Linked DNA regions of Homo sapiens: region 2 is linked to region 1. Evidence: read pairs that join two places in POLR2A ChIA-PET (ENCODE). Cell type or tissue: PC-9. All regions are shown on one strand. Links, peaks and the distances in the headings refer to the core of each region. The heading gives the core; the rest is flanking DNA. Region 1 holds the start of NAT8L (N-acetyltransferase 8 like). Region 2 overlaps POLN (DNA polymerase nu).

What was found. ChIA-PET counts read pairs that join two places held together with the same protein. Peaks named below come from ENCODE experiments on the same cell type or tissue, not always from the same donor. Only the 100,000 strongest peaks of a DNase experiment are listed, where the experiment ranks them.
Region 2: POLR2A ChIA-PET joins it to region 1 with 5 read pairs; 3 of 35 experiments call an interaction of 5 or more read pairs at or near these places.

What each region holds. Positions count from the first base shown.
Region 1 is chr4:2,049,897-2,065,520 of GRCh38, reverse strand. It overlaps NAT8L (N-acetyltransferase 8 like), which reads right to left and starts at 6,194. Exons shown (of 3, transcript NM_178557.4): 1 at 5,634-6,194; 2 at 4,359-4,523; 3 at 1-1,761. The coding sequence starts at 6,009. The coding sequence ends at 1,394. In PC-9, for the core only: no CTCF peak of the experiment used is centred there; no DNase peak of the experiment used is centred there; H3K4me3 peaks cover 602 bases.
Region 2 is chr4:2,166,188-2,181,811 of GRCh38, reverse strand. It overlaps POLN (DNA polymerase nu), which reads left to right. Exons shown (of 26, transcript NM_181808.4): 8 at 2,347-2,504; 9 at 5,478-5,546; 10 at 7,061-7,121; 11 at 7,793-7,857; 12 at 10,631-10,714; 13 at 11,038-11,133. Among named protein-coding and RNA genes, the nearest start is that of HAUS3, 68 kb to the left of the region's middle. RefSeq lists an enhancer at 7,168-8,367 and a silencer at 14,044-14,103. In PC-9, for the core only: no CTCF peak of the experiment used is centred there; no DNase peak of the experiment used is centred there.

The DNA of each region.
Region 1 (15,624 bases), core at 5,118-7,617:
CCACCAAAGCCAGGTCCACTTCTAAGCTGAATGTGCAGCCTGTGCCACCCTCCACCTCTGTCTCCCCTTCCAGGCCACCCCCCCCGCCCCCCGTCCAGGGCAGCCCCTGCCTGTGACCTCAGGAAGGAGAGACCAGGAGCATGGCCAGCGGAAGCCGAGGCGGCCACCCCTCTTCCCACCCAGCCCAAGGCAGCGCCCTGCCCCTCCTCCCGGAGGCTGCGGACTCCCTTGCCCCCCACCCTGCCCACACTGCAGGCCAGGGCTGGGAGGCGTGCTCCATGGCAGGAAATGACATCCAATCAGGGTTTCCCTCCAGGTTTCCAACAGCAAAACGCTCCACCCACCCGGCCACCCACCCCCATCACACTGGGCCAGAAACTGTGTCTTAGGGTACAAACTACCGTTTTGTCCCAAGAATTAAAGTCATGCAGAGTGCTATTCTGTCTAAATAACTTATTAGAAAATGTGTTGGTTTCAGGCTGGGAGAAGCTGTGGGCTGGGCGCTGTTGGCAGCAGCCTGGGCTGATAAGATTCACAGGGTGGACCGTCAGCCAGAGGCAGGAGGTCCCCGGGGACATCTGGGAGAGGCCAGCACGATCCAGTGGGCACTGGGGAGAGGGGTCCCATGGACCCCCACCCTGGCTGTGCCACGGACGCCATGGGAGTCACCTGGGTGATGACACCAGTCAGCACAGCCCAGGCAGGGGAGGGGCCGGAGCCAGAGAAATGGAGGGCGTCAGAGCAAAGCAGGTGTGGACAGAGCCGGGCGGCGCGGGGCAGACCAGGCCCTCCAGGAGGTGGGGGCAGGGGCAGGCCCTCCCACAGCCAGCTGGGGGCTGGGGACAGGGGCGCTCACCAGCCCGGGTCTCCGGGTCCAGTCTGGGCAGGGCGGCAGGGCGGGGCTGTGTGCATGCGGCATGCTCAGCCGGGCCACACCCTCGGCATGCGCGGAGCAAAGCAGCGCCGTGGCCAGCTGGGGCCTCCACAGGCAGTGGCGCTGGGGCCGCAGGCGGGGCCGGAGCCTGGCCCCGGGATCTGCTGCAGAGGTTCTGTGCTTGGTGAGCAAGGCTGGGCCTTCCCCAGTGGCGGCGGGCAGGGCAGCGTCATGGACAGCCGCGGTGGTCCAAGATGCCACTCTTCAGGTGGCAAGCCGCCCAGGCAGGTGGGGAAGGGCGAGGGGCTATGGCGACAAACAACCCACCCCCACCAAAGTGTCGCCGAAGAACAACAGCCCCGCACCCCCCGGAACCAGCCAGACAACCGCAGGATGTTGAAAAGGGGAAACCCAACACAAACGCCAATTGAGCGTCTGAAAGCAGGCCGCGCCGGGCGGCGGGCAGGCGGGCAAAGGCGGACAGGGCGGCCGGGGGGGCGGGCGGGCGAGCGGCGGCGGTCACTCCTCGCGCAGCTGCAGGCGGTAGCGGTGGTAGCGGACCTGGAAGAAGAGGCGCTCAGCCAGCGAGAGGGTCATGCCCGGCAGCACGTAGTGGTCACTGGCGCCCATGTGTCTGAAGCCCAGCGACTCGTAGAGCTTGTGGGCGGCCACCTTGACGGCCGTCGTGCCCAGCACCACCGCGGAGTAGTTGTGCACCACGGCGAACTCCAGCACCTTCCGGCCCAGCGCCTTGGCGATGCCCTTGCCTCGGAAACGTGAGTCCACAGACATCCGCAGCAGCTCCACCGTGTTGTCCTCCTCGTGGGCCCGTGCAGCCACAATGCCCACCACGTTGCCATCCAGCACGGCCACCCAGAAGCAGGAGCCTGCAGGGGATAGGGCGGTCAGGGACACCCGGTGAGGAAGGCTGGGGAGACCCCTCCACCTCTGGGGTGAGACAGGGCCCTTGGCACTGCCCCCTCCAGCTGGACACCAAGCCAGGGCAGTGGGACACCCAATCCCGGCAGCCCCCGGGGCCTAGCTACCAGCTCTGCTGGAGCCAAGGGAGGGGGCAGCCACTATTCAGGACAAGCAGGTAGAGCCCCCCTCCAGAGCTCCTTAAGCAGAGAAAGCCAGCCCAACACCTGTTACCCAACAGGCCAACAGCCAGGACCCACTCAAGCCTGGAGGCTGCGCTGCTCAGAGTAGTGGTCAAAGGCCCGAGTCCCTCCTCTGAGACCAAGAGCTGGGGCAGGCTTTGCCCAGTCAGGCCGCTGCCCTCTGCCCAGCTACTCCCAGACCAAATGCCTTGATGGCCCGGGCCACCCTGAACAGGCCATGGTGCAGCCAAACTGCTGTGGCTTCTGGCCACCCAGGGTCACCCGGGCCATCACGGCAAACTCCAGCACCCACAGCAGAGGGCCGCAAAGGGCAGGGGTCAGCAAAGTGCGTCCAGAAGGCTCCCTGCAGCCCAGGAGGAGCTTTCCTATAAATCCAAGTGGGGGACAGGGGATGGCCCCTCTGGCCCCGGCCTCTCCTGGCAGTAGGCCAAGTGGCCAGGCCATCACCCCATCCACAGCACGGCCCAATTCTCACCTCGAGTCAGGCACGAAGCCAGGAGGTGGCGGTCGTGGGGGAGGGGAACCGGCAGGGGAGGAGGAGAGGTGCAGGGGCAGGTTGGGGCGGTTGTGGGAGGGAACCTGCAGGCACTGGCCACAGGGGAAGCCCAGCCACCTCCAGCAGCCAAAGGCAGAGGTGGCACCCAGAGACCTCTCTGAAGACCAAGGGTTTGGCCAGTGGAGGGCCACACAGCCTGCCTGTGGCCCATCCAGCCTCCTACTCAAGGAGGCTCTGCACCTGCCCCGAGCCCCGGGAAGCCCTCCCATCCCTCCCCATTGCCCCTCTGCACAGCCACCAGCCTGCTGGCTCCATGAAGGGGACCTCTGTCTCCTTCACTGCTGGACACTGAGGCCTGGCAGGCAGCTAAAGGGGTACTGAAGGCCCTTCAAGGAGAAGCAGCGTGGGGGGGAGCCACTGGGCACCGCTGCCATCGCCACAGACACGAGCAGCTGGGCCCTCCAAGCTTTGTGCAGCTCCAGGGTTCCCAGGAGGGCTGCCCCTCCTCGGCCCCCTGTCCTGGAGCCCCTGGGGTCTCCCACACCCAACCCCCCATCTCCCTACCCACACAGCATCTCTACCTCCAAGGAGGGGATCCTGGACCAGTATCCCTCCCACCAGCTGGCCTGCCCACCACCCAGGGGTTCTGCCTCTACCTACCCAGGCAAGACGAGAGATCAGGGCCATCCCAGAAGTAGCAACCCCCAGCACCATGTGGCCCTGGGCACACCTCACTCCTCCCAAGACTCGGTTTCCCCATGTGCACAAGCAGCTCCCAGAATCCACCACGGGCCATCAGCAGCTATCCAGCCTCTGCCCTCGTGGGGTGTTCCTGCAGCCCTGCCAGCTACCCCTCCACTCCCTCACACCAGGGAGGCCACGGCCCAGAGGGAGCAGGGCCATGCCCCGTGTGCCCACCGGAGCCCCCTGTGTTGCTGTGGCCTGTGCTTCCTCATGGCCCGTTTCCCCTCCCAAGCAGAGGCTGGCCAGGGCTCAGGGGCTGCTCAGATGCTCTGTTTGGGTTTAGGAAAGGGTCAGGGAGAGCAGCAGGCACCAAGGCCGTGGCGCGGGGGTGGAGCATGGCAGCCAGCGGTGCCAGACACTGCCCCTCCCCTGACACTGACCGGGCTCCTGACAGACCCTGCCCAACCCTTTGGGCCACACTCTGTCCCTCTCGTTGGCCTACAGACGCTCCAGGATCGCAGAGAGCCTCCCACCCCAGAGAGCAGAGTCTTCACCCCTGCGGCATCCGGCATGGGGGAACCGGTGTGGCTCAGCGGCTGGGGGCCAGCCCGAGGGTGGAGAACAACCCCCACCCCCCCTAGAGCCCAGACCCAGCTCCTCCAGCTATAGAAGGCCACAGAGGCTGGGACAAAACCCTTCAGCTAAGCGGCCCAGCGATCAGGCCAGAAGTGAAGGCCAAGGCTCAAGGTCAGGTCCCCTGCCCCCACCCCATCCTCTGTGCCCCAATAGGGTCCCCGGCCCCTGCCACACAAGCCCTCTCCCCCCAGGACCCTGGCACTGCAGGCAACCCCATCCCCGCAAGGCACACCAGATGGGACCCACAGAGCCCAGCGGCCCTTGCCCCACCGCAGCAGGCGCCAGGGAGACGCATCCACAGCAGGGAACGGTGGAGCCACTGCGTCGCAGGGCCAGCTCAGGTCACTCAGCGGGAGGAACCGGCCGTGCCTCCCCCAGCCCCGCTGACACCGGAGGCCTCGGTCACCCAGAAGGCTCAGGTCACAGGGGCCCCGGCTCAGGCCCACCCACGCCGGCCCTCGCCCAGGCCTGCCCTGAGGTCGCTGGAGTGCGTGCCCCCGAGGGCTGTCTGGGGCGGAGGTCGGGGAGCGGCGGGAGCGGGACTCACCGGGCGGCTTCATGTAGTACTGCTCGATGTCCGCCATGTCCGTGTGCAGCGCGCACTCCAGGTAGGCGCGGATCACCTTGCGGCTGTAGTAGTAGCGCAGGCCCAGCAGCGCGGCCGGCACCAGGCACGTCAGCAGCAGCGAGCGGCTCACGGCGAAGCACAGCGCTGGGGGCAGAGGGCGCGGGTCAGCGGCGCGGCGGGGGTCCCCAGGCCCCAGAGACGCCACCCCGGCGAAGCCCGCTAGGGACGCCGCGCCCGGCCGCGCTCCTGGTGGAGGAGCCGGGGTCATCTCGGGTGCTTTCTACTTCTCCCTATTTCCAAGCTTCCTGCGGTGAAGACAGCCACCCCACCCACCCCCACCGCCTGGAATGAGCCTCGGCGGGTCTCTGAGCTTCCAAACACGGCAGGACACCCTCGGGATGGCCGGGCCGGGAAGGACTCTGCCCACGCTGGCCTACTGAAGCCAAGGTGGGCAGATCCTGGCAGGGAGCTGCCCCGCAGACCAGGCCCCGCGCGGGGGAGGGGGGAGGGGGGAGGAGGAAGGGGGGTGTCCCACGTTCCAGCCTCGGGCTCCAGGACCCCCTCTTCCCAGGGCCCCAGCAAGAGCCCTTCCTGGCCAGCGTCCGGGAGCTCTGAGGGCAGGGACAGGGCAGGGAGGCCCCACACCGCTTCCAGCCGCATTTCGGCTGCCGTGACCTTGGGGGAGTCGCGTCCTCCCTACGCGGCCTCAAGCGCCTCATCTGTAAAATGGGAGCGAACCCCCTCACCCCGGCAGGAAGCTCTGAGGGGAAGGGCACCCAAAGACGCTGAAGGGGCCGCCCTCTGCGACCGCCCCGGCTGTGCCAGGCGCGCGCACCCCCCGCGGCGCCGGCTGTCTTCCCCTCATAAATTAGCACCGAGCGGGAGGCGGCCTCCCCCGCCCGCAGATTATATTTAGGCACTCGCCGGGGCCCAGCCGCGGCGGGCGCTACCTGCCCTGGCACCCGCCCCCACCCAGGATGCCCGGGAGGGGACAGGGGAGGCGGTGGGGGTGGGGGGCTGCGCGGCGGGGACGCAGGTGCGGACCCCGGACCCTCCCCGGCTCCGGCCCGCTCGGGGCCCTGCGCCCATCCCCACGCCCATAGCCAGCCCTGCGCGGGGCCCGGCGCGGCAGAAAGCGGGGGGCTTCCCAGGCTGGTCCCCGGGAGCCGGGCGCGGGGTCCGCGTGGACGCCGGGGCGGGGGAGCTCCGCGCCGGCCCGAGGGACTGCGGCAGCCGGGGGCCCGGCGCACTGACCCGCCAGCAGGGCGTAGAGCAGCTGCGCGCGCGGGTGCTGCCGCAGGCCGCGGAAGGCCGTGTTAGGGATGCGCTCCATGATGCCGTCGTAGAAGATGCGGCGCGCCGCCTCCTGCTCGGCCGCACGGAACTCGCGGATGCACACGCCGCGCCCCCCCGGCGGCCCCGCGCCCCCCGCCCCGCCGTGAGGCTGAGCCACCGGGGCAGGTGGGGGCGCGGGGGGCGCGGCGGCCGGCCCGGGCGCGGCGGGCAGCGGGGGCCACATGGCGCCGGCGGCGGCGAGCAGCGCGTCCTTCTTGGCCCCCGGCAGCGCCTCATGGTCCTCGGCGGCCACGATCTTCGTCTCGCAGACCATGTCGGGAGGCCCACAATGCATGCACCCGGCCGGGCGGCGCGGCAGCGGGGACGCGGCCGGGCGGCGGCGGGCACGGCCGGGCCCAGGGCAAGGGCGCGGCGCCCTCGGACCCGCGGCGGCGGCGGCGGCGGCGGCAGCGGCGGCGGCGGCGGCGGCAGCTCAGGGGCGCGGGGCGGAGGCGGCGGGCGGCCGGGGCGCGCGCAGGGAGCTGCGCCGCATTTTGGAGAAGTATTTATAATGCGGCGGCGCCGGTGCAGTCGCGGCGCCCGCGGCCCGCAGGGTCCTAGCGTCCACTGCATTGGCTGCCGGGGGTCACCATGTGATCGCGGGGGTGGGGGAGACGCCGCCCCCGCCTCGCCGGGTGGCTCGCTGGGCGCGACGGGGCGGCCGGGCAGCGCGAGGGGCCCGGCACGGGCGGGGGCGGCGGCGCGGGCGGGGGCTCCTGGCCCGGGGGCGTCCGGCGGGGCTCGGGACCCGGCCGCGGAGCGCGTGATGGGCGCCGCCCGCCCCGCCCCCCGCTCCCACGCCGCGCGCCTGGGAGCGCCCCGACCCCGGGCCCGACCGCTGGCGATCGCGGCGCCACGTCCTCCTCCTCCTCCTCCGCGGCCGCCCGGAGCAGTCACGGCAGCGTCTCCCGCTCCGTCTCCTGCCTTTGTTTGAAAGCAGCGCCCGCGGTGGACCTGGGGAGAGGGCGCCGCGGCTGCCCCGGCCCGGAGCCCCCGGGAAGCCTCGTCCGGAGCCGCACGGGCAGCCGGAGTGGGGACGCGGAAGGGCGGGGTCTGCGGCCTGGCGCGGCGCCCCCCTGTCCGAGCCCCGCAGTGGGCACGGGGATGCGGGGCCCGCAGGACCCCTCCCGGCCCGGCCCCCGCCCCCCGCGGCCGCGCATGCGCCCCGTGGCCTCGGTGCAGGTGCAGCGGGGGCTCTGCGCCTTGTAGGACCTGCAGACGCCGCAGGCTGGGGCGGAGAAGCTCAGGTGCGGGGAGGCGGTCGCAGACCCCATCCTCGGCGCTTCTCGAACCTAGCCCCCTTCAGTTCTGCGCGACCTCCCAGCACCACCCCGAGGGCTGCCGGAGCAGAGCTTCCCCGACATGCGCGGGCGGGACGGGGCCAGGGGTCCAGGCCTGGGGACCCGCAGTCTGCGTTGTGCGGTGGAGTTGGGGCCAGCCGGGCAGCTGAGGTCACCTGAAGGCCAGGAGGGGCTGGGCCTGCCCGTGGACGTGGGAGTGAGGCCGCAGCGCCCTGGTGGGGTGGGGAGGGGCGGCTGAACTGGTCCACAGCCCCGTCCGCCAGAGAACGGGCCCTGGAGAGGGGCAGGGGACGGGGTGGGGGCGTGGGGGGGAGGGGAAGCCAAGCTGGGAAGGCGCCCCCTCAGTGTCTGGGGCCCGCTGTCAGCTTTTCAACCTAAAGGAGAAAACAGGCAAAACGAATAGAAATAGTTTGTTGGGGCCAAGTTTGAGGACTGCAGCGTGGAAGGACAGACTCAGGTTGGTCTGAATGCACGCGCTCTCATTCGCAGCAGTTGCAAGTGCGTTTTTAAAGGAAAAATGAAGACGCAGCTCCTAAATTCACCAAGAATTTGCATTAAAATGGCATAAGCTATTGATTGGTGTACATTATTTGTCACAAATTCCAGGAACATGAAGATGACGCTGAGGCGGCCAGGCGGACACTATAGGAAAGAAAAGAAAGAACAAAATGCCTTCCAGCAGTTGCCCCGGGCGTGAGTGGGGAGGCGGGACTGAGGCCCTGTACTCAGGTGTCTCTGGGCCAGATAATCTTTGAGAATCCCACATAGCTCCGGCTATTTTTCTTTTCTCATTTCTCGTGTTTGATCAAAAATTTTCTCTTCTCAAAGCAGTGATGATCGACATTCTAGATGTAAGTTTTTCTGCTGGGAAGGCTCATTCCCGGGCCATCTCACCCCGCATGGGGGGAAAGAGGACAGGTGCGGTGGGCGCTTAAGAACTTCGTGAGGCCTCAAGGCCAAGGTTGATTGGCACGGGGTCTGTCAGGCCGTCTGCTATGAAGGAGCCACGCATACCGGATGGCTTCTGAGCATCTAGCTAGCATCCTCGGGGTTTTTTGGTTGACTTTGGACATCTAGAAACACAAAGCCTAATCAATTTAAGAATGAAAAATATGGGCCGGGCGTGGTGGCTCATGCCTGTAATCCCAGCACTTTGGGAGGCCGAGGCGTGTGGATCACGTGAGGTCAGGAGTTTGAGACCAGTCTGGGCAACATGGTGAAACTGCGCCTCTACTAAAAATACAAAAATTAGCCGGGTGTGGTGGCAGGCGCCTGTAATCCCAGCTACTTGGGAGGCTGAAGCAGGAGAATCACTTGAACTCGGGAGGCGGAGGTTGCAGTGAGCTGAGATCGTGCCACTGTACTCCAGCCTGGCAACAGACTGAGATTCTGCCTCAAAAACAAGAAAAGAAAAAGAAAAAATGACACAAATAAGGGCAACTATTAACAATTTGAAATCTAGAACTGAAGAGTGCTTCTATTTTTGAAGGTAACCAGATACCTATTTTGTCTCCTTCTGGTCCTGGCCTGAAGAACAAGATGTTGAAGTTCTCCAGTGATGGAAACGACCTCTCTGGCGAGGCTGCCTGGTGTGGTCCCATCTATTGTGGTTGGAGGAAGTCCTATATTTGATGCTTTTCTCATGAAATCTCCAGGTTGGAGACCTTGAACTTTCATGTCTTCATCTCCTGAGAACTCGCCGTTAACAGAATCCTTAATTAATTTAGAATGTGCAGTGAGAAGCTCTATAGGGTCTCGGCAATAATGAAGAATATCGCCTTTAAGGGGAGCTGGTTTGGAGGCTCCTTCATCCAGGCACAGGGCCTTCCTGGTATTATTTCAAAGAGAGAAAGCTGATGTTTTCCAAACAGGGCAGAACCCCAGTTCAGCACCACAGTGGAAACACCTTAGGCCAGGGAGTGTTAGAAGCTGGTTTCAGCATTGCAGATGGGTTTTCTATTATCCCACCTGTGCGTTCCACAGTCTGGAAGATGGAGGAGGGCTGCAAGCACAATGGGAATGCCAATCCCTCCAATCCCAACCAGCTTTCACTATGCAAGGTAAGATGTCAATCAATCTTTTTTCTTTTTTCTTTTTTCTTTTTTTCAGAGAGAGACAAGGTTTCTCCATGTTGTCCAGGCTGGTCTGGAACTCCTGGGCTCAAGCGACCCTCCCACCTCAGCCTCCAAAAGTGCTGGGATTACAGGCATGAGGCACCATGCCTGGCCAATAAATCCTTTTTTTTTTTTTTTTTTGAGATGGATTTTCGCTCTTGTTGCCCAGGCTGGAGTGCAATGGCACCACCTCTGCTCACCACAACCTCCACCTCCTGGGTTCAAGCAGTTCTTCTGCCTCAGCCTCCCGAGTAGCTGGGATTACAGGCATGTGCCACCATGCCCGGCTAATTTTGTATTTTTAGTAGAGACAGGGTTTCTCCATGTTGGTCAGGCTGATCTCAAACTCCCAACCTCAGGCGATCCGCCCGCCTCAGCCTCCCAAAGTGCTGGGATTATAGGCATGAGCCACCGCGCCCAGCCCAATAAATCTTTTATAACGTCTCACAGTTTACCCCATTCTCTTTCTTTCCACAGCTTTCTATATCCACTCTTATCTATCATTCGTTTTTATCCCTTCAACTAAACCTTTAAAAACCTCTAGACAAATTTACTCTTCCCATAACAAAAACCACATTTTCATGCCTTCTTTATAATCTTTACCAAAGACATAACCTATTTTTCTTACATGCTCTGTATTCAGAATTGTTTCTTTTACATCTAGTAGTTTTAATTATATATATAAACTACAGTGTTTTTTGAGACAGGGTCTCCCTGTTCTTGCTCAGGCTGGAGTGCAACGGTGTGATCTTGGCTCACTGCAGCCTCTGCCTCCTGAGCTCAAACAATCCTCCTGCCTCAGCCTCCCAAGTAGATGGCACTACAGACCTGCACCACCACGCCTGGCTAATTTTTGTATTTTGTGTAGAGACAGGGTTTTGCCACGTTGCACAGGCTGGTCTCCAACTCCTGGATTCAAGTGATCTGTCTGCCTTGGTCTCCCAAAGTGCATTAACTACAATTGTAAGTCAGTAACTTCAAGTTTAGTGAAAAACCTAGGAAGGAATTTTGAACTGTTTTATATCAGCATTTTTAGATGGAAACCATTTCTTTTTTTTTTTTTTTTTTTTTTTTTAGAGTCTTGCTCTGTCGCCCAGGCTGGAGTGCAGTGGTGTGATCTTGGCTCAGTGCAAGCTCCGCCTCCCATGTTCATGCCATTCTCTTGCCTCAGCCTCCCGAGTAGCTGGGACTACAGGCTCCCACCACCACGCCCAGCTAATTTTTTTGTATTTTTAGTAGAGATGGGGTTTCACTGTGTTAGGCAGGATGGTCTCGATCTCCTGACCTCGTGATCTGCCCAACTCAGCCTCCCAAAGTGCTGGGATTACAGGAGTGAGCCACCGCACCCGGCCCATTTAATAATTTTTTAGGAAGATGTTTCCTCAATTTTTTGCTTATTAACAGATCTAAATATTTTTAACTTTTCTATACCATATAAAAATACAATGCCAACGTATATCAATTTAAAATTGTGTTTAATGATTGTTTCAGTATTTTAACTGACTTAAAAATAACCTCAGACATGTTGTGGCCGGGCGCGGTGGCTCATGCCTGTAATTCCAGCACTTTGGGAGGCCGAGGCAGGCGGATCACGAGGTCAAGAGATCGAGACCATCCTGGCCAACGTGGTGAAACCCCGTCTCTACTAAAAATACAAAAATTAGCTGGGCATGGTGGCGGGCGCCTGTAGTCCCAGCTACCCAGGAGGCTGAGGCAGGAGAATCGCTTGAACCCAGGAGGCGGAGATTGCAGTGAGCTGAGATCGTGCCACTGCACTCCAGCCTGGTGACAGAGCAAGACTCTGTCTGAAAAAATAAAATAAAAATAAAAAATAACCTCAGACATGTGATTGATATGGTTTGGCTCTGTGTCCCCACCCAAATCTTATGTTCAATTGTGATCCCCATGTGTCGGGGAGGGGCCTGGTGGGAGGTGACTGGATCATGGGGGTGGATTTCCCCGTTGGTGTTCTCACGATAGTGAGTGAGTTCTCACGAGATCTGCTGGTTTAAAAGTGTGTGGTGCTTCCCCCTTCACTCTCTGTCTCTCTTCCCCGCTCTGCCATGGGAAGATGTGCCTACCTTCCCCTTCACCTTCTGCCGTGAGTGTCAGTCTCCTGAGGCTTCCCAGTCATGCTTCCTGTACAGCCTGCAGAACTGTGAGTCCATCAAACCTCTTTTCTTCATAAATTTCCCAGTCTCGGTGGTTCTTTACAGCAGTGTGAAAACAGACTAATACAATTATTACCTATTAATTTAACATAACATGATTTTAATATTAAGTTACTGAAAAAGATTTTTAAGCCAGGTACAATGGAACCTGCAAATCTGGTAACTTAGAAGGCTGAGGCAGGAGGATCACTTGAGCCCAGGAGTTCAAGGCTGCAATGAGCTATGATTGCGCCACTGCATTCTAACCTAGACAACAGCACAAGATCCTATTTTTAAAAAAGTAAAAATACTGCCAGACGCGGTGGCTCATGCCTGTAATCCCAGCACTTTGGGAGGCTGAGGCGGGTGGATCACGAGGTCAGGAGATTGAGACCATCCTGGCTAACATGGTGAAACCCTGTCTCTACTAAAAATACAAAACATTAGCCAGGCGTGGTGGTGGGCACCTGTAGTCCCAGCTACTTGGGAGGCTGAGGCAGGAGAATGGCGTGAACCTGGGAGGGGGAGCTTGCAGTGAGCCGAGATCACGCCACTGCACTGCAGCCTGGGCGACAGAGCAAGACTCCATCTCAAAAAAAAAAAAAAGTAAAAATACTTTTGTAACTATGAAAAGTTCACTTATAAATTTTTATCCCATTTACATTCACTTTACTCATTCTTCTTCTTTTTTTTTTTTTTTTTTTTTTTTTGAGATGGAGCTTCGCTCTTGTTGCCCAGGCTGGAGTGCAATGGTGCAATCTCAGCTCACTGCAACCTCTGCCTTCTAGGTTCCAGCAATTTTCCTGCCTCAGCCTCCCAAGTAGCTGGGATTACAGGCATGCGCCACCACACCCAGCTAATTTTGTATTTTTAGTAGAGACAGGGTTTCTCCATGTTGGTCAGGCTGGTCTCGAACTCCCTACCTCAGGTGATCCGCCCACCTTGGCCTCCCAAAGTGCTGGGATTGCAGGCGTGAGCCACCGTGCCCAGCCAACTTTACTCATTCTTAACTATTATGCTTGATTTGTCCATTAAACAAAGCTAGCCATCATCTCAAGTTATTTCCTTTTTAATAATTTTTACAGCCTGAAAATGTGAGGCAGTGACCACATAAGTGAGAACCCCAAAGTTTCAAACACAGGCATTTCACCAATCAGAAGACACCGTTGTTTTCCTCTAACTAACAGTATCAAAGTAGTCTTACCTACCAGAGGTTTCCTCAAGTCATGTGAACTCAAAGGCAGTTGAGTTGGTTTCTATTTTTCTGATAAAATATTTTATTTAACACCTACTTTTTCTTTAAACCAAGTAACTAATTGGTGAATTGGTTAATTAACTAGAGCACCTTCATACCCGTTGGTAGTGAAATATCACATGCATATGACACATAAACATAGAGACATAGAGACACACAGACAGAAGCAGATCCTGTAGGGGTATAAGATTCTTCATCTGTCAGTTTTCAAATTGTTTCTCGACCCCCTTTAGACTATCAGTCTCTTGATTACCTGTTCCACTGCCCTTAACAATCGTTAGCTAAGAAACCCTCAACTTATACTTCCAAAGACGTGATTCTTAGGAGAAACAAGGTAGAAAATGTATATCTCAAAGGCACAGAACTTAGAGCTAAACACTGTTATTTCCTGAGACAAAAAAGAGCACAGATAATTAGGTCAAGACAACACCGCATTGCTTGAGGCCAGGAGTTCGAGACCAGCCTGGGCAACATTGTGAAACCCCATTTCTAAAAAAAAAATTTTTTTTAATTAGCCAGGTGTGGTGGCACATGCATGTAGCTACCCAGGAGGCTGAGGTGGGAGGATCCCTTGAGCCCACATGTTCAAAGCTGCAGTGAGCTATGATCGTGCCACTGCACTCCAGCCTGCATGACAGAGTGAAGCCCCGTCTCTGTCAAAAAAAAAAAAAACCATAAATAAAATGAAATAAAAAATTTTAAAATACCAGGAAAAGTATCTTTTTTTTTGAGATGGAGTTTTGCTCTTGTTGCCCAGGCTGGAGTGCAATGGCACGATCTCGGCTCACTGCAACCTCCGCCTCCCGGGTTCAAGCCATTCTCCTGCCTCAGCCTCCTGAGTAGCTGGGATTACAGGCGCCCACGACCACACCCGGCTAATTTTGTATTTTTAGTAGAGACAGGGTTTCTCCATGTTGGTCAGGCTGTTCTCGAACTCCCGACCTCAGGTGATCCGCCTGCCTCGGCCTCCCAAAGTGCTGGGATTACAGGCATGAGCCACCGCGCCCTGCCCAGTAAAAGTATCTTAAACAAAAGTAAGACTTGCTATGTAAATGTAAATGTTAAGTCAATATCTTCCTTATCCTCAAAGTTTCTAGTGGTTTAGAGAAAGAGATGTCCTTAGAAATGGAGATTTCCTTTATAGATGTCCATGTCTTTTACAGAGTCTCAACATAGCCAGCTAAACATCAGAAAGTTGCATTCTGGCAGACCCCTTTAGTGAACAGGGCACAGAAAGCATCTGCAGCGTTCAGGAGCTGCTGTTTAAATATGCGAAGAGCAGGCACAGCTGGAAGGCACAGCATCCAGATCTTTAAGTATCCAGGATCCCATCTTTACACCAAATCCCCAGTCCCCCAAGAGAAGAAACCCCATGGGACCGGGCCACACGGTGTTTCCACAGTGTGCCACGCTACGAAGACATTCTCCCAAGGCTGGTGGGTGACCCAACACCAATCAGCCCACCCCGTGATCAGCCCGTCACCCCAGGAGTCTTTTACCTTGGTGGCAAGACTTCCCATAGCCTCCAGGGGCCCAAACTGCACCTTTCTTATCTAAATGCACAGAGAAACAAGTAGCCCCTGCCATAATAACCATTCACTACAGCCGCTGCCAGCTACCTCCCAGTGACTTTGGGGATGGGCTTTCGCCAGTGACTTGTCAGCCATGGCACATGAAGGTCAAGTTCTCTCTCATAGTACAAAGTAATCCCTGGAACGCGCAAAGCCAAAGAGATCAGGTAACGCAATGCAAAAGACAGCAGAGCTTTCGGCCTGAGAGGGGCCTGCCCAGGACTCTCGAGACTCCGTGAGAAAGGCAGAAGGCCCCCAAAACAGGGTGTGCGTGGCCGTTTTCTGTGTTCCTCAAGAGGTCTCAGGCTGCTAGAAGTCTCCTATGTGGTACTGAAGATGGTACAAGGCAGGAGAAGCACAAGCAGAGGAAAACGGAAGGCGTCACAGAGGAGCCGGTTCTCAAGATTTTAGGCTTTCTAAAAGGTCAGTGACGTTTTACATTTTTCGCAGCAAACTCATGCCGACAAGAAAAGCAAACAAAGGGACCAAACTTATTTTAAAAGGGGTTTCAGTCGACTGAAAAAATCCCAGCAACAGGATCCAGGTAAGAAGTGTCAGCACTTAGGGAAGCTGAGGCAGGAGGATCACTTGAGCCGAAGAATTTGAGACCAGCTTAGGTAACGTAGCAAGACTCTGTGTCTGCCAAAACAAAAAACAAAACAAAACAAAAATACAGAAAGGCCTTTAAAAATGTGTGTGTGTGTGTGTGTGTGTGTGTGTGTGTGTGTGTGTGTGTGTAGCTCAAATTTAATTTTTTAAAGAGATGGGATCTCACTCTGTTGCCCAGGCTGGAGTGCAGTGGCACAAACAACTCACCACAGCCTCAAACTCCTGGGCTCAAGTGATCCTCCTGCCTCCACCCCCAGAGTAGCTGAGATGACAGGCGTGTGCTACCATGCCTGGCTAATTTTTAAAAAATTTTTTGTAGAGACCGGGTCTTGCTATACTGCCCACGTGGCTGAATGTTAGCTTTTAATTAGGCTGACTTCTGACCATAGAGCTCTTAAAAAAAAATCCCTTCAAACCTCTTATTATCAGATTTCAGTCAGGATAAACAGAAAGTAGGTCTTCCATCAGTCTGGTTCTAAAATCACCTTTTCCAACTGTGCACACAAATAAATTATTTTAGCCATTTCAAAGGACCCCCATTTCAGCCATTACTGCTGATGACCATCCCGGGCTATGTGGGTCCATTTCCCTAGATATTTACAAAAGGATGCCTCACAGGTGTTGTACATAAAACCAGCTGCTGTTTCTTAAGGCAGTTGTCCCTTAAAACAGTGCTCAGCTTTTGGTCAGGCGCCGTGGCTCGTGCCTGGAATTCCAGCCCTTTGGGAGGCCAAAGTGGGCAGATCGCTTGAGCTCACAAGTTCAAGACCAGTCGGGGCAACATGGTGAAACCCCATCTCTACAAAAAGTATAAAAATTAGGTGTGGTGGTGCATGCCTGTAGCCCCAGCTACTCAGGTGAGAGGATGGCCTGAGCCTGGAAGGTGGAAGCTGCAGTGAGCTGAGATCGT
Region 2 (15,624 bases), core at 7,625-10,124, 110 kb before region 1:
AGCCAAGATGGGCTCAATCTCCTGACCTCGTGATCTGCCTCTCCTGACCTCGTGATCTGCCTGCTTCGGCCTCCCAAAGTGCTAGGATTACAGGCATGAGCCACCATGCCCGGCCTAAAGTCATCTTGAATTACAGTGTTTAGTGCTGTGTTCGTTTGTTTTCTTTCCTTTGATTTCCTATTTCATATGTTGAATCTTCTTGTCTGTCTTTCATATTTATCTTTTTGTCATATTTATCATTTTTTATCCAGAATCCATTTTCAGTTTCGTCATTTCTTTTAGATTTTTTAAAATTTTATTTTATTTTATTTTTAAGTTCTGTTGGACTTGATTCTTTTTTATTTAAAAAAATATTCTGTCTTTTTTGGCTGGGCACAGTGGCTTACGCCTGTAATCCCAGCACTTTGGGAGGCTGAGGTGGGCAGATCAACTGAGGTCAGGAGTTTAAGACCAGCCTGGCCAACATGGTGAAACCCCATCTCTACTAAAAAAAACAAAAATTAGCTGGGCATGGTGGTGGGTGCCTATAATCCCAGCTACTCGGGAGGCTGAGGCAGGATAATCACTTGAACCTGAGAGGCAGAGGTTGCAGTGAGCCGAGATCATGCCATTGCTCTCCAGCTTGGGCAACAGAGCAAGACTCCATCTCAAAAAAACAAACAAAACAAACAAACAAAAAATTCCCTTTCCTTAATTCTTTTTTTTTTTACTTTAAGTAGTTAGCTATTATGTTTATTTGCTTTTGTGTCTTGCGCCAGTTTAGTTTTTATTTCTGAAATGTCTTCTTTTTTTAAATTTTCTCTCCTAGATTCTGTCATTTCTTTGTATAATTTTTCTTTTTCTAAGTCACCTAATTTCTAAGTATATTATTCGGATTTACTTACTTTTTTACAGGTTTTACTCTTTCTTAATTTTCTGAGTTTGTTTTAAATCTTATTTTGTTAGCATTTCTTTTTCAGCTACTGGCATTTTCTCCCTAGTGTGGGATTTGTCCTGGCAGGCTTCAGTTTGTCAGTTGCAAGAGATTATAGGGACCATCTCCCAGAGCATTCTTATACTGTCAGAGCTTCCCCAAGGATTTTAAAAAACATATGTTGATAACCATTACTTTTGGAATATTAAAGCATTGAAAAGGGAAGTGGAGTGAAACAGTCCTATTGGGTCAGTCCGCATCACCAGACAGTGTTGTAGAAAATCATGTGCTGCTGACGGAGACATGTGCTCCTCTTATCCAGAGCTCCAAATGTGCTACTGTAAGAGCCTTCCTAGATATCAAATGAGAAAGTCATAATACTGGCTGCTTTGGTAAATATAAATCTCTTAGACTGGTATAATTTAAAGATGCCTGAACATATAATATTTAATGTGATATGATCTAAGACTATAGTTTTATTTAAAGGCAAACTCCTTACTTTTGTATGGCACAATTCAAAATTTTAAAGTAACTTAAAAAGCAGTCACTTTAGGATTTAGTTTGTCTATTGATTTCTAGCCCGCCCCACCTCCCCAGCCTTTTATGACTCTCCCTTCATGTCTAAAGTGTTCTGGTATAAAAACTTGTTTGTTTAGCAAATATTGTATTTACTTTTTAAAAAGCATTTTCTCATGTATATCACACATAATTACAGTAATCTTTCCCCCCAGTTTTTGGATGAAGAAACTAACACTGAAGGGGCGAGGTGGCCTCCCAGGCTCAGAGGGTGATTCAGAATCCAGGCCTGGTGTTCCTTCCACAGTACCAAAGCGCCACACATTAGTTGTCTTGTAGATTTTCCACACTTCAGGGAGAATGCCAAAGTATCTTTGCCTTGCACACACTACCTGTTCAACACTCAGTGACGAGGGTGTCGTGTGTGCTCAGGCAACTCCCGCCCTTCTTCCTTTTGCTCGAGAGGCTTGGATTCCAGACTCCATGGTGCCAGACAGCCCAGTGACAGGCTGGAGGAGGGCAGGACTTGGCAGAGAGGATGCCTGAGGGAAAGAGGAGCAAGGAGGAGGGGAGGCAGGTAGCATGACCCACGACTCTGACTTCGACAGCTTTTAACATGTTTTTGAGAGATCCAAATTGCAAGTGAGCTTGGAGTCCCTCCTTTATGGCTACTTGAAATCTGCCTCTTTAATGTGACACCCACAGAGACGGGCCATGTGGGACTTGGGTTCATCGAGGCTGCCTTATCAAGGGTTCTAAATTCTGGAGAATAATGGAAAGTCACTTTGGTCCTTAGGTCTATAATTTGAGAGGATGACAATACTACTACTATTCGTTTGAACTTAAGAACTTTGTCAAAGCAGGAAAAACAACTATTGGTTTTTCTTGGGATGACTGAATGACCTTTTTCTCTTCAGTTGCTGATTTTATAGGGCTAGATCCCAGAATTGCTGCATGGCTTATAGATCCTAGTGATGCCACACCCTCTTTTGAAGATTTAGTAGAAAAATACTGTGAAAAATCCATTACAGTTAAAGTGAACAGCACATATGGAAATTCCTCAAGAAATATTGTGGTGAGTTGTTTAAGATAAAGTTTTATCAACCTTAATACATCCTATTTTTTCTGGAAGCTTTTTCTATTTTATTGATAGCCTAATAGTAAAAAGAACATTGTCAACATTCATTTTCACTTATTCAGCACAAATAGTTGTGACCTTGGCATTTCTGGTGGAGGATGTTGAATAAGGATAGGTGATGGCTGTTCTTCTATGGCACCTGTTCCTAGGAAATCTGTCCATAGTGTGACTCTTCCAGATGACTCTCTGATGTCAGTGTCACCTGCTCCATGAACAGAATGCCACTCATTGATAAATCCTTAGGGCTGGTGACGTGGCCACAGTGCCAGAGGTCCTGGGATGGCTACTCTTCAGTCTGTGTGGAGAGAATGGTCAGAACTGCCCTGGGTCTCGGGCTGGGTGCAGCAGCTCATGCCTGTAATCACAGCACTTTGGGAGGCTAAGGTGGGCCGATCACTCGAGGCCAGGAGTTCAAGACCAACCTAGCCAACCTGGTGAAACCCTGTCTCTACTAAAAATATAAAAATTAGCCAATCATGGTGGCAGGTGCCTGTAGTTCCAGCTACTCAGGAGGCTGAGGCAGGAGAATTGCTTGAACCTGGGAGGCAGAGGTTGCAGTAAGCCAAGATTGTGCCACTGAACTCCAGCCTGAGTGACAGAGTGAGACTCTGTCTCAAAAAAAAAAAAAAACTGTCTTGGGCCTCTCTCCAGGCCTTCGCCTGCTAGAGATACCCCTAGTTATCAGGAAGCACCATCTGGAAAACAAAGGCACTCACACCTTCTAGAACTGTGCCTAGAACCCAGAGAGAGAGACTTCTCAGCAGGCCCCAGAGGAGAGGTGTCTAGTGGTGGCAATGTGGCCACAGTTGGGGCCACCCTGTTCAGGCTTTCTAGTTAGCTGTCAGTGAACAGTTACATGGTAAAATCACTGCTGGAAGAACACACAGGCTACTGAGCTAGCTCAAGCAATCACAGCAAAGCAAGTGGTGATGTGAGCCCACGCCATGTACTGGGCACTGAGCTGGGGGTAAGAGGTGATGTGAGCCCAAGCTGTGTGCTGGGCACTGAGCTGGGGATAAGAGGTGATGAGAGCCCATGCTGGGCACTGGGCACTGAGCTGGGGGTAAGAGGTGATATGAGCCCGTGTCAGGCACCAGGCACTGAGCTGGGGATATTTGCCTCATGTACTTCATCCTCACAGATCATCTGTGATGTGAAGATTTGTAACAATAGGGTTTTGGGGTTATAAGTTGCAGAAATGCACTCTCCCTTAATATAAAAAGAGATTTATCAGAAGGATATGGGGTAGCCCACAGAATCAGAGGAAAGGCAGTACCAGGCCTTGGGAAGAACAGGAGCCACGCAGCCCTGAGTCCCAGGGAGCTGGAACTGGTAGGCTTGGTGGCAGCACTGAGCCATGACTTTTTCTCTGTCCAAAAGTCAAAGTTTCAGCACTTGGAGAGTGTTTTCTTTCCCTCCTTGTACCATGTGTCTACACCCCACCAGGGAGGCCAGGCATCTTGATTAGTATCCCTACCCACACTTCATGCCGTCAGGCAGGGAGACTTCTCCAAACAGAAGCTGAGATATTAGAAAGAAGGAGTTGTCCATCTCAGAATTATCAGTCCCAGTTTACAGATGAGAAAACTGAGGTATAGAAAGGTTAACGTACATGTGCCTTGCCCAGGGTCAAATTGAGGCCAGGGTTCAACTCATCCACACTCGAGGCAGAAAAGAGGCAGCCTCAGATGCAGTTCTGTTTATGTCTCATCAGCCAGATATGTCTCTGTAGTTGAGCCATGCAGGGCATGGATGAGGGTGGGAGATGGAAGTCCAGCCATTAATCATTAATCTACAGATCACAGGTTACACCATTCTCTCCAAAGAGGTGGCATGAATTGTTCAGATAAATGGAAGAGAGTTCCAGGTAGAGGGAGCAGCAGGGATATGGTAAGACTCTCAGAGAACATGGTGCCTCTATGGAGGACAGCAAGACCAACCTGGGGAGAAGGAGGCATGGCTGTGGGGAGCCAGAGAAGATTTAGGGGCTCCTCGTGCAGCTGTGCCATACCAGGGAGCTGGGCCTGTCCTGGGGGTATTCAAACTAGGAGTCACATGGTCAGTTTTGGGGTGTGGAAGGCTCCTGCAGGCAGCCAGGTAGAATTCTGCCAGGTGGCAGTCAAGAACTTGACATGGAGGGACTCTTCTGTAGGATGTTCTCCCAACATTCACAGGAGAGCCACAAGCAAGATGACTAGAAAACAATGCCAAGGTGTGTGCACTTAGCCACTGGTCCCATGGGATGTTCACTCTAATCTCAGGCCTTCAGCAGAAAATTGGGTCTGAGTGGGCTGGAGGTGGGGGATTTGTTTGGCAGAATGGGGTGTTGAAGAGGTCCTGGCACTCCAGGTTAGGGGAAGGGTAATTAGACTCTGTATTGAGGGACACATCTCATCCCATCTCCCTCTTTGTCAGCTGAACACAGACCCTTGTTTGTCATCTCCCAGGGCCTCTGTGTGCATCTCCTGGGGTGAGAATGGAGGGGTAAGTGTGGAACGTGGCAGCAGCTGTGCGTGGGTGCAAGGTGGTAAGGCTGAGAGAATGGAGCTGTGGACTCCAGAGAGGCCAGGTCTGCATTCTCCTCTCCCTGCTACCATTTAATCATTGTACCTGAGACATTAAGCTTCTTTGTGGTTCTGTTTCTCAGTCTATAAAATGAAGAAATACCCTCGGTTGGGAGGAAGTGTCCAGCTATGGATAGCTTGCACTTGCGCAGTAGAAGCACTTTCTACAGATGCGAACTTGTCTAGTCGAGGTGTTTGGTGATACTACCACGTACATGACATCTGCCATTGAAAACCTCATGGGATTTTACTAGGAAACATTTTTCAAGTCATGTCAGTTACAGACTGTGGTGAGCACTGCCACCAAGTTTATCTGATTTTTAAAAATACTTTTGCTCTTTTAAAGAATCAGAATGTACGTGAGAACCTGAAGACACTCTACAGACTTACAATGGACCTTTGCTCTAAACTGAAGGCAAGGCATTTTATTATAATTTCTGGCTGACAGAGGCTCACAAGAGATGTCTTTTCATTGGCACCCGCACTCCCAGGGAGTTTGAATGTGAAGGAAACGAAACGTTGAGTTCTAAGAACAAATTAACCTGTGCATTACTCAGAAAAGGGTTGTCTAGAATGATAAGAACTGAAGTTTTAAAAATGCTTTCTGTAGGTTGAAAACAATTGTAATATTTTTTAAAGCCTCTTTTTTAAGTGGGATGTTTCCAATGCCATAGTTAATGTAAAAGCTGAGCATTGATTTTGATTAATAGTGGGATGGACATAGCTTCACTCAACCAGAGTCTTCCTGGGAAGCAGACAGCCACTGCAATGAGCCACCAAGAAGAGCTGAGTGGAGGGACTGTGTCCAGAGGCCAGGGAGGGCAAAGGGAACCAGCCAGAAGGAGAAAGCTCCAGGGACAGGCAGTAGCTCAGCCTGTTTCCCTCCCTCCTGCCCCCTATGCCCCATCTGAGAGCAGAGGAGTGGCCCGGGTGATGTGACCTGGAGGAGCCTGCCCCGCCTTATGGGCAAGGGCAGGGCAGAGAATGGGTCTGGAGGGGCAGGAGAGAACATGAGGGCAAGAGTTGGAGGATGGAGCCTGGGACTCTCTAATGGCAGCAGGAAAACTAAAAACAATGAGACTCATGAAGAACACAGGAAGGCCCGGATAAATAGAGATTCCATGCTCTCAGGGGAGGTGGCCTGGAATAAAGATTCTAATGTTCCTCAAATTAATCCATAGTGGCAGTGAAAAATCAATGAGAATTATTGGTAAATTTTGGGAATTCAGTAAGCCTATTCTGAAATTAAAATGGTAGACTAAAAGTCCACAAATGCTTAAATCAATCTTAAAAATGAAAAAGAGTGAAGAAAATTGAGGATGGGGCTTGGCCTATCAGAATTTCTTTTTATTTCTTTTTTTCCACTTCCAATGTTTGACTTGAACCTATCTATATTTCTAACTATCTCTACTAGATCTTGGTAATAAAATAGCCTACTTAAGGGAAATAAGAGTTCATTAGGAAGAGCAAGTAAGAGGAGTCGAGGTTGGGTGGGAGACCAGCCATGCCCATGATAGGGGTCACCTTAATTCTAGCTCGACAAAATTTAGGCTTTTTGGTTGGGTGCGGTGGCTCATGCCTGTAATCCCAGCACTTCGGGAGGCCAAGGTGGGCAGATCACTTGAGGTCAGGAGTTCAAAACCAGCCTGGCCTACATGGCGAAACTCCGTCTCTACTAAAAATTTTTAAAATTAGCCTGGCATGGTGGGGGGTGCCTGTAGTCCTACCTACTCAAGAGGCTGAGACAGGAGAATCACTTGAACCCTGGAGGTGGAGGTTGCAGTGCGCTGAGATCACGCCACTGCACTCCAACCTGGGCAGCAGAGCAAGACTCTGTCTCAAAAAAAAAAAAAAAAGTAGGCTTTTCAACAAAATGCAGATACAATAATATTTAAATTGACGTTGATGTTATTTCTTCCTATTAAACAGGATTATGGTTTATGGCAACTATTTCGTACTTTGGAGCTTCCTCTGATACCAATTTTGGCAGGTAAGTTACCATAAAGATGAAGTACAGCCATTTTTCTAGAGGGTTCTTCATATTGTTTGGGATGAACATTTCTCCATACCTTACTTAGGAGTAGATAGTATATCTCATGGGCACCAGAGAGGTAGCAAGCCTATTATTTTCCCTTTCTGTAGTGAGGGGTTGGACTGCATTCCCTCTTGGTGTGGAAAGACTCGAGGTTCTGACATCTTGGTCATATGGGATCCCTTCTGTGCTGCCTGGCCAAGGAGGAGTAGGCTTCTCTAGATGTTTTATGTGTTAGTGGTTGTCTCTCATTCTGGTTTGCTGTCCTTATAACCTTGAGAACCTTCCTGCAAGAACTGATGCAGGGCTCTCTTCTGCCTTTGCCTTTGACCGCAGGTCCTGATGGGCACCACGTCAGCCAGGGGGCATTCACAGTGTGGGAAGGGCCAGGCTGGCCAGTGCGGTCCCCTCGCCCACTCCCACCTCAAAGGCCAGCTCTGTCAATGCGCCCATTTGCCTGTATGACACAGGGATCCTGACAGATCCTGTGCAGAGGTTGGCATGCAGCAGGTGCTGAGTAAATGGCAGTTGCAGTCATTATTGTCCTCATCAGGGAGCGAAGCATTTTAGTCTTTAGTAAAAAGAATACATTAATGCAAATATGATCTGGTTTGGGTTTCGAATCACAGTGATGGAAAGCCATGCCATTCAGGTGAACAAAGAGGAGATGGAGAAGACGTCAGCACTTCTTGGGGTAAGTTATTATTCCAGATGGTTTGTACTGGCCATCTCTTTCCTGCATGAGATAGTTGTTCCCAGTGGCAGGTCTAGAGTAGATTCTCCTTTTCTTCTCTTCCTTGTTTGGTGTTGACAGTGTTTCTCCCTCTTTCTGACGCCTGCAGGGGAGAACCAAGCATTGAAAAGACCTAAACAGCATCTAGTGCGTGTGTGTCCGGGGAGTTCTTTAATGGCTCCTCAGGATCCTCCTCAAAAGTTACGTTTTTCTTACAGGGACATTGTCCCCTGTAGTTTGGTGAAGGAATTCTTGGGTTTCTTGAAAAACAAAAATACAGAGATGTGTAAAGATGCATGAAAAAATACTTAAAAATGCTCTACTTCAGTTTTCTTAAGAAAACACATGTAGGTGGAGAGTGGGAAAATAGACACAGAGACTGGGAAGGGTGAGCAGTGGCGGGGCGGGGCAAAGATGAAGAGAAGCAGGCTAAAGGGTGCAAACATACAGTAAAATAAAAGAAATAAATTCAGTGTTTGATAGCAGCGTAGGATGACTGTACTTAACAAAAAGGTATTGAACTTGAATGATGGGTGCTCTGAATACCCTGACGTGACCACCACACATTATATACACGTAATACATTTTCTCATGTACCTCATACATCTGCACAAATTTTTAAAAAGGCTAAAGCACATGCCAGGAGCATCTTTAAAATAAAATGTTTAAAGGAAACCCCAATATAACCATCACCTGGTTCAAAGCACAGACTTTCCAGAGTCCTGTGTGCTTTCCCTATCAGAACCCCTTTCTTGCTGCCAAAAGTAACTGCAACCCTGACTTTTGTAGCCTTTTCATCGTTGCTTTTCTTTCTAGCTTTCCCACTTCAAAGCCTAAGCAATGTAGTTTAGCTTTGCTTTTGAACTGTAAGTAAACAGTGACTTACGTGTGGCCTTTTACCCAGCCTTCTACATCTCAGCTCCACCTGTGTTTCTGTGTGTCACTCAGTGCTGTGGAGTTTCCCGCTGTGGACTGTGCTGCCCTTGGTGTCTCTGTCCCACTGCCGATAGGCGTGTGGTTGTTTCCAAGTGGCAGTCGTTACAAACCACGCTGTACCTCTGAGTGCATTCCCTGTGCCTGTGGGCACAGGTTTCTGTGGGCTGTGAGGTGACTAGTGCTGCTGGGACACAGGGAAGCTGTTGCTTAGTTTTATTCAATAATGCCCAATGGCTTCCCAGAGTCTCACCCATGAGAATGCATACGGGATCCCATTCTTGCACATCCTCACTTCCCCTGGGTGCATCAGACTTTTACATTGTAGCCATTTTGGTGAGGCTATAATGATATCTCATTATGAGTTTTGTTTCTATTTTCCTGATTACTAATGTCAACCAAGAAGAGGTGAAAGAGCAGACTGCAAAGCAGTTAGACAAGGCATTCCTGGGGTCTTAGAAACTGCAATTCAGGAGACACAGGTTCAGCTAAAGGCCAATAAGTGTTCTGAAGAGAGGAAGGGGAGTTGAGATTTTTAAAAGGAAGCTAAGGGCGAATACACAGTTGTTGTGAAAGAATTATCATTGTTGGAGGCGGTTGGCTTAGTACATGAGTCCGTTGAGCTCATTGGTTGTCGCTCTTCAGAAGGTGCAGCACTGGCAAAATCTAGCTGTTTTCCAGGATGTTGTGGTCATTGCAGTTGAGCCCAGTTCAGAGGTTCAATTCAAGTTCCTGTTTTTTGTTTTTGTTTTTGTTTTTCAGCATTTCAGGTCATGCAGGCAGTCCTTAGAATGGCTCCCTGACTCTACTTTAGAGCTCTGGACCAGAGTGATATCATTTTTGTATGTCACATTTCACATTAGTGGGATCGATTAGCTTTTCATAGCATCATTAGCTTTTAGGAATTTCTTTTTGTAAAGGATCTGCTCAAGTCTTTTGCCCATTTTTATATTTTTTCTTACTGATGTATAGGATATCCTGATGTATTCTGGATACAAGCCTGTTTCCTATACTTTCTACCTCTGTCTTGTTCTATGTGATGTTGGATCCCTTTTCTAGTCTTAATATTGTTGGAGAATTGATTCTTTCTTTCCCATTATTTTTACTACTTTAAGTTTGTTTTCTTACCTTTGGGGGAGGATGCTTCTATGAGCCTAGGTATTTCACCATGAGGCAAAATATGTTTATTTTTATTTTTATTTTTTTGTAGAGATGAGGTCTCACTATGTTGCCCAGGCTGGGCTCAAACTCCTGGGCTCAAGACACCCACCTGCCTCGGCCTCCCAAAGTGCTGGGATCACCGGTGTGAACCACCGTGCCTGGCCAAAGTGTGTATTTTTATGCTTATTTTGATAAATTATAGGTTATTTATTACTCTTTTAAGAGCTTTCTTTGGGAATTTTGTGTGTATGTGTTTGTTTGTTGAGACAGTGTCTCACTGTCACACAGGCTGCAGTGCAATGGCACAGTTATAACTCACTGCAACCTTGAACCCTCGGGTTCATACAATCCTCCCACCTCAGCCTCCCAAGCAGCTAGGACCACAGGTGTGTACCACCATGCCTGGCTAATTTTTTTTTTTTTTTTTTTTTTTTAGTGGTGGGGTCGCACTATGTTGCCCAGGCTGGTCTCAAACTCCTGGTCTCAAGTGATCCTCCTGCCTCAGCCTCCCAAAGGGCTGGTATCACAGGCATAAGCCACCGTGCCCATCTCGCTGTTGAGAATTGTTTGATGAACAAATTAAACAATCTTAAATTGTGAAAACTATGAATGAAATTAATTGTGTGTATCATATTTTCAGGCTCGTCTCAAGGAATTGGAGCAAGAAGCTCATTTTGTTGCAGGAGAACGGTTTCTTATAACGAGCAATAACCAGCTTCGAGAGGTAAAGCTGAATTTTGGTTCTTTCATAAAATGTATTTCTTATTCAGGAGTTAAAGGGAGATTTATTTTGAATTTATAAGTATTATTTTATGTCAACTATCTGAAAAGTAAGTTTTTCATGTTCTCTCACAAGTAATGAACACATTGAGATTCATTACTTCAAAGCCTTTAACTTGTAGAAAAGTACTAAATGAGAATTTAAGCATGTTGTAATGTCTGTTTGGGTGTGTCTTCTCTGGCTGTTGGCATGGGCTCTGCTATAGTAATGTTCTGTTTCTCTCAAATGTGAGATTCCCTCACCATGTTTAATTTGTTTTGTTGAAGATCCTCTTTGGCAAGTTAAAGCTGCACCTGCTGAGTCAAAGGAACAGTCTCCCCAGAACGGGGTTGCAGAAATACCCGTCTACATCAGAAGCAGTGGTAAGGTTTCAGAGTTATCCTTTTTCTTTTTAGAATGACAGCATGTCTGCACCACATGTGTGCTGACCTTCAGACCCACCCGAGACTCTCAGGCCGTCCCCTCATGCTGGCAGCAGTTTCTGCAGAAGAGGGGCTCCCCACACCAAGGTTGCTTTTCTCGCTATGGACCAAGGGAGAGAGGCAGACAGTACACTTTTGCAGAAGCAGTTAATTGGCTTGACTTCCTGAAAAGCATAATTTGGTGGAGTTTTGTTCTTAAAACCAATTTCTTGACAATCCAGTCACAACCTCTTTGCTTCGTGTCCCCAAGAGGAACTAGAAACGGGTCATCAGTCTTCTCCTTTCCTCAGATTTATTTTAGAGAATTTTACCTACCCCTCTCTTGAGAGGAATCAATTTTTTTTGAAGACAAGGAGTAGTGAGATTGTGCTGTGTTGGAGTGGGAGAGTATAGATCGATATTCAGAAGACAGTGAGTGCTTTTACTGAAAAGACACAGAGTGGAAGTCAGTAAATAAGTGAATTCATGTTATTGTGAATATTGGTTACTGTGGTGAGAACCAGCTTCTGAGGCTCCAGTTTGTGCTTTCTGTGCTCTGTCCAGCATTCGACTTTGTAACAGAGGAAGGTTTCCTTCTAAGATGTCTCCTCTGGCCCTATTCCCTCTCCAGCACCACGTTCCTCCAGTCTCCGCCCTGTGAGGGTGTCTTAGAGTACAGGCCCTCAAGGAGCCTGAGCTCGTTGACTGTGCCTGCACTTGGCCTTTGCTGGTTTAATGGACAGTTACTGGGTGAATAATGGACTCCCACAGAGGATGCTCCACTGGAGGGACTTGAAACTGCCCTCTTCCAAATCCTCTTCTTCTTCAAGCTTTCTCCACCTTAGTGAAGGGCCCGTCCTCCTTCCAGGTCCTTGGGAGCCAGTACAGAGTAGTAAGTAAGAACAAGGGCAGTGGGGTCAGCCATCACTGGCCAGCATGGTTTGGACAACATGAAAACATTGCTCGACTGCTCTGTGCCTCAGTTTCCTGATCTATAAAAGAAAAATAATAATAGTACTTTCCCTACTGGAATCTTGTAAGGCTTCAGTGTGTGTGCGTGTGTGTGTGTCCATGTGTCTGTGTGAAACAGCACTTAGGACCGTGCCAGACGTAAAAGCTCTCAAAAGACCAGTAAGCATCGGCCATTCTGAGAAAAGTCCTGTGAGTCGTCCTTGACTTTCCTTCCGCCTCCTCTCACAGTGAGTGTCAAGGTCTCTACCCACAAAATAGGTCCTGAGCATGCCTCCTTTTCCCCATTCCCCCGTCTCTACCATAGACCTTTCTCACTTAGATCCCTCCAACCATTCTTGCCCCTGCTGCTCATCCTTCACACCTAGAGTGATCCTTTAAAAGCATTGGAAAAGTCACGTTACTGCCCTAGGACTTCCAGTAGCTTCTATTGCACTTAGCATCAAATCTGAGCTGCAGAGCGTATCCCCAGGCCCGTGCTCTGGCTGTGCCTTCCTGGCCCGGCACCTCCTCTCTCCCCCCACTCCAGCGCCTGCTGAGCTGCCTGCAGCTCTGTGCGCCAGCTCCTTCTCTGTCCCCAGACTCGTGCCACAAATTTTTCCTGCTTGCTTCTGATTGTCAGCTTAAACATTGTGTTCAGGAGACCTCTGGTCACCCAGACTACAGTAAGGCCCCAAGTCACAGCTGTTTCTTCACCTTGAGTTATTTTCTGCACACAACTCACCACTACCTAAAGTTTATCTTAGGTGTGTGTTTGCTTTTCCATTAGAATGTAGGTTGTGCAGATCAAAGACTTCAGTTTGTTCCCAGAACCAAACCAGCTCCTGGTGCTGAACTCAGCATCTGTGGTGTGTTCGTGGAGCACTGGGTCATATAAGATGGTTCCTGGAAGCAGCATCTGTCTTGCTGTGGAGACTAAGGCTTGGGTCTCAACACCACACAGTGGACATGGGCAGCATGCCCCAGAGCTCCAGCAGGGAGCATCCCGCACCTGCACCTGAGCTCACCTCTGTCCTGGCACCAGCTGGCACTGTTGCCCTTCCCTTTGCAACTCCCTTCCCTCTCCAGACAACCAACAGTGCAAGAAAGGACGCATCACTCTCTTCTGGTGCCGATGTGCTCTCTTGTTAAGACAACAGCTTTCACGAGGAGCTCATTTTTCTCCCATAAAGACATGATGAGCATAAATCATATTAGCCTCACTCTTTGATTTAACTGAGGAAGTCAAGTTGCTCATTCATGCATGTGAAAAGATTGGCTTGTGCCAGGTATGTGGCCAAATTCAAGATTCAGATTTCTTCTCATGACTTCTCTCCATCCTCCCTTTCCCCTTCCTGGAGGCCTTGGTGAGCGTTGTGGCTCCTCTCACCCCAGCGCCTGTCCCCTCCCTGCCCTTTTCCTCCATGAATCCATGTTTGATGTCGGGGAAACCAGCTGATGGTATCCCCTGTGTCACACACACATTTGCTGCTGCTCAGCTCCCCCAACTACATGTAGCCCTAACAGTGCATGACTTTTCTTTTGTTCCTGGGATGTTCCCAGTGCTTAGTACAATGCCTGGGACATAGTGGATGCTCAAGAAGTCACTAATGAACCCTTCAAGTTTTGAGACGTATTATTTTTTTCTCATTGTTTGACTCTACATATTTTCTCATTTCTGTTATAATTCTTTGACCATCGAGTTGTCTGGAAGTGTGTCTTAACATTTCCAAATGTGTGGGGGATTCCCAGATAGTTTTTGTTATTGATTTCTAAAAAAAAAATTTTTTTTGAGACAGAGTCTTGCTCTTGTCACCCAGGCTGGAGTGCAGTGATGTAATCTCAGCTCACTGCAACCTCCCCCTTCCAGGTTCAAGCGATTCTCCTGCCTCAGCCTCCTGAGTAGCTGGGACTATATGCACCTGCCACCACACCCAGCTAATTTTTGTACTTTCAGTAGAGATGGTGTTTCCCCATGTTGGCCAGGCTGGTCTCAAACTCCTGACCTCAGGTGACCTGCCCACCTCGGCCTCCCAAAGTGCTAGGATTACAGGCATGAGTCACCATGCCTGGCCTTGATTTCTAAATTAAATGAAGTGTGATAAGAGAACACAGTCTATGCAATGTCAGTTCTTTGACACTCACCTCAGGGTTCTCAGATGCTCCTCGTGGGCTGAAGAACACATGTCCCCTTGTACCTGTGCAGTGTAGTTTAGAGTCCTGTGGTACCTAGCTGGTCCACTCACTCCTGCTGGGGTATAGTGGGAATTCCCTCCCCTCAGCAGGCACATGATGAGTGGGAAACAAGGGTCCCTCCCTAACGAACTGAAGGAAGCTTTGGTGTTTTTTTTCTGCAGTGAAGTCACATGTTCTCAGAACATCATAAGGAGTTCAAACTCTGGGAAGATGGTCCAGCCTTGGGGTCAGGATTCCTGGACCAGCCACTCATCATTTCTGGGAGTTGCTTCTGCGACCCCTTGACTAACTGAAGTGATGGGGTCTCCAGGTCATGTGTGTGCACTGACCCACTGCTGGGCATCCAGTATGTGGGATACAGCCGTGAGCAGGACAGATGCCCTTCCTGTTTTATTCAGCAAACACTATTGTGGCCCTGGCTCTGTGTTAGACACCGTTGATGGTTTAGTGGGGAAAAGGTCTTTATCATCATGGAATATCTATTCCAGCGAGGAACTGTAACAGGGTTCTCTAGAGAAATAGAACCGGTAGGATATATGCAGATATAGATACAGATAATAGGTATATGAGAGGGGATTTGTTAGGGACATTGGTTCACGCAGTTGGGGGTGCTGTGAAGTCCCACGATAGGCCTTCTTCAAGCTGGAGACCCAGGGAAGCTGATAGTGTGGCTCAGTCCAAGCCTGAAAGCCTTGGGACAGGGAAGCTGACGGTGTAACTCTGAGTCCAAGGCTGAGTGTCGCCAGTGTGTGTACTAGAGTCCAAACACGGGAGAGTCTGGAATTCTGGTGTCCAAAGGTAGGAGAAGGGTGTCCCAGATCCAGAAGAGTGAGTGAATTCACCTTTCCTCTGTTTTTCATTCTAACTGGGCCCCTAGCTGATTGGATAGTCCCTGCCCACATTGACGCAGGTCTTCCCTGCTCAGTCCACCAACCCACATGCCAGCCTCCTCTGGAAACACTCGCACAGACACACCCGGAAATAATGCTTTACCAGCTGTCTCATTATCTCATAACCCAGTCAAGTTGACACCTAAAATTAGATATTATAAGAACCATCCAGCAGGATAAGAGCCATTAAGGTAATAACAGGGAGAGTGACACACTCCAGACTGAGTGGTCCAGAGAGAACGCTAAGGAGTTATGTGTAAGCTGAAGCTCGAAGATCAGGAAGTGCCTATGCAAGGAATAAGAACAAGGCCTTGCAATGGGAAAAGGCTCAGGCTGCTCAGGGGCTGAGGCTGGAGCCTTGTGACTGAGAAGAATGGGAGGGATGGGGTTGAGGTGAACAAGGACCCAATTCTGCTGT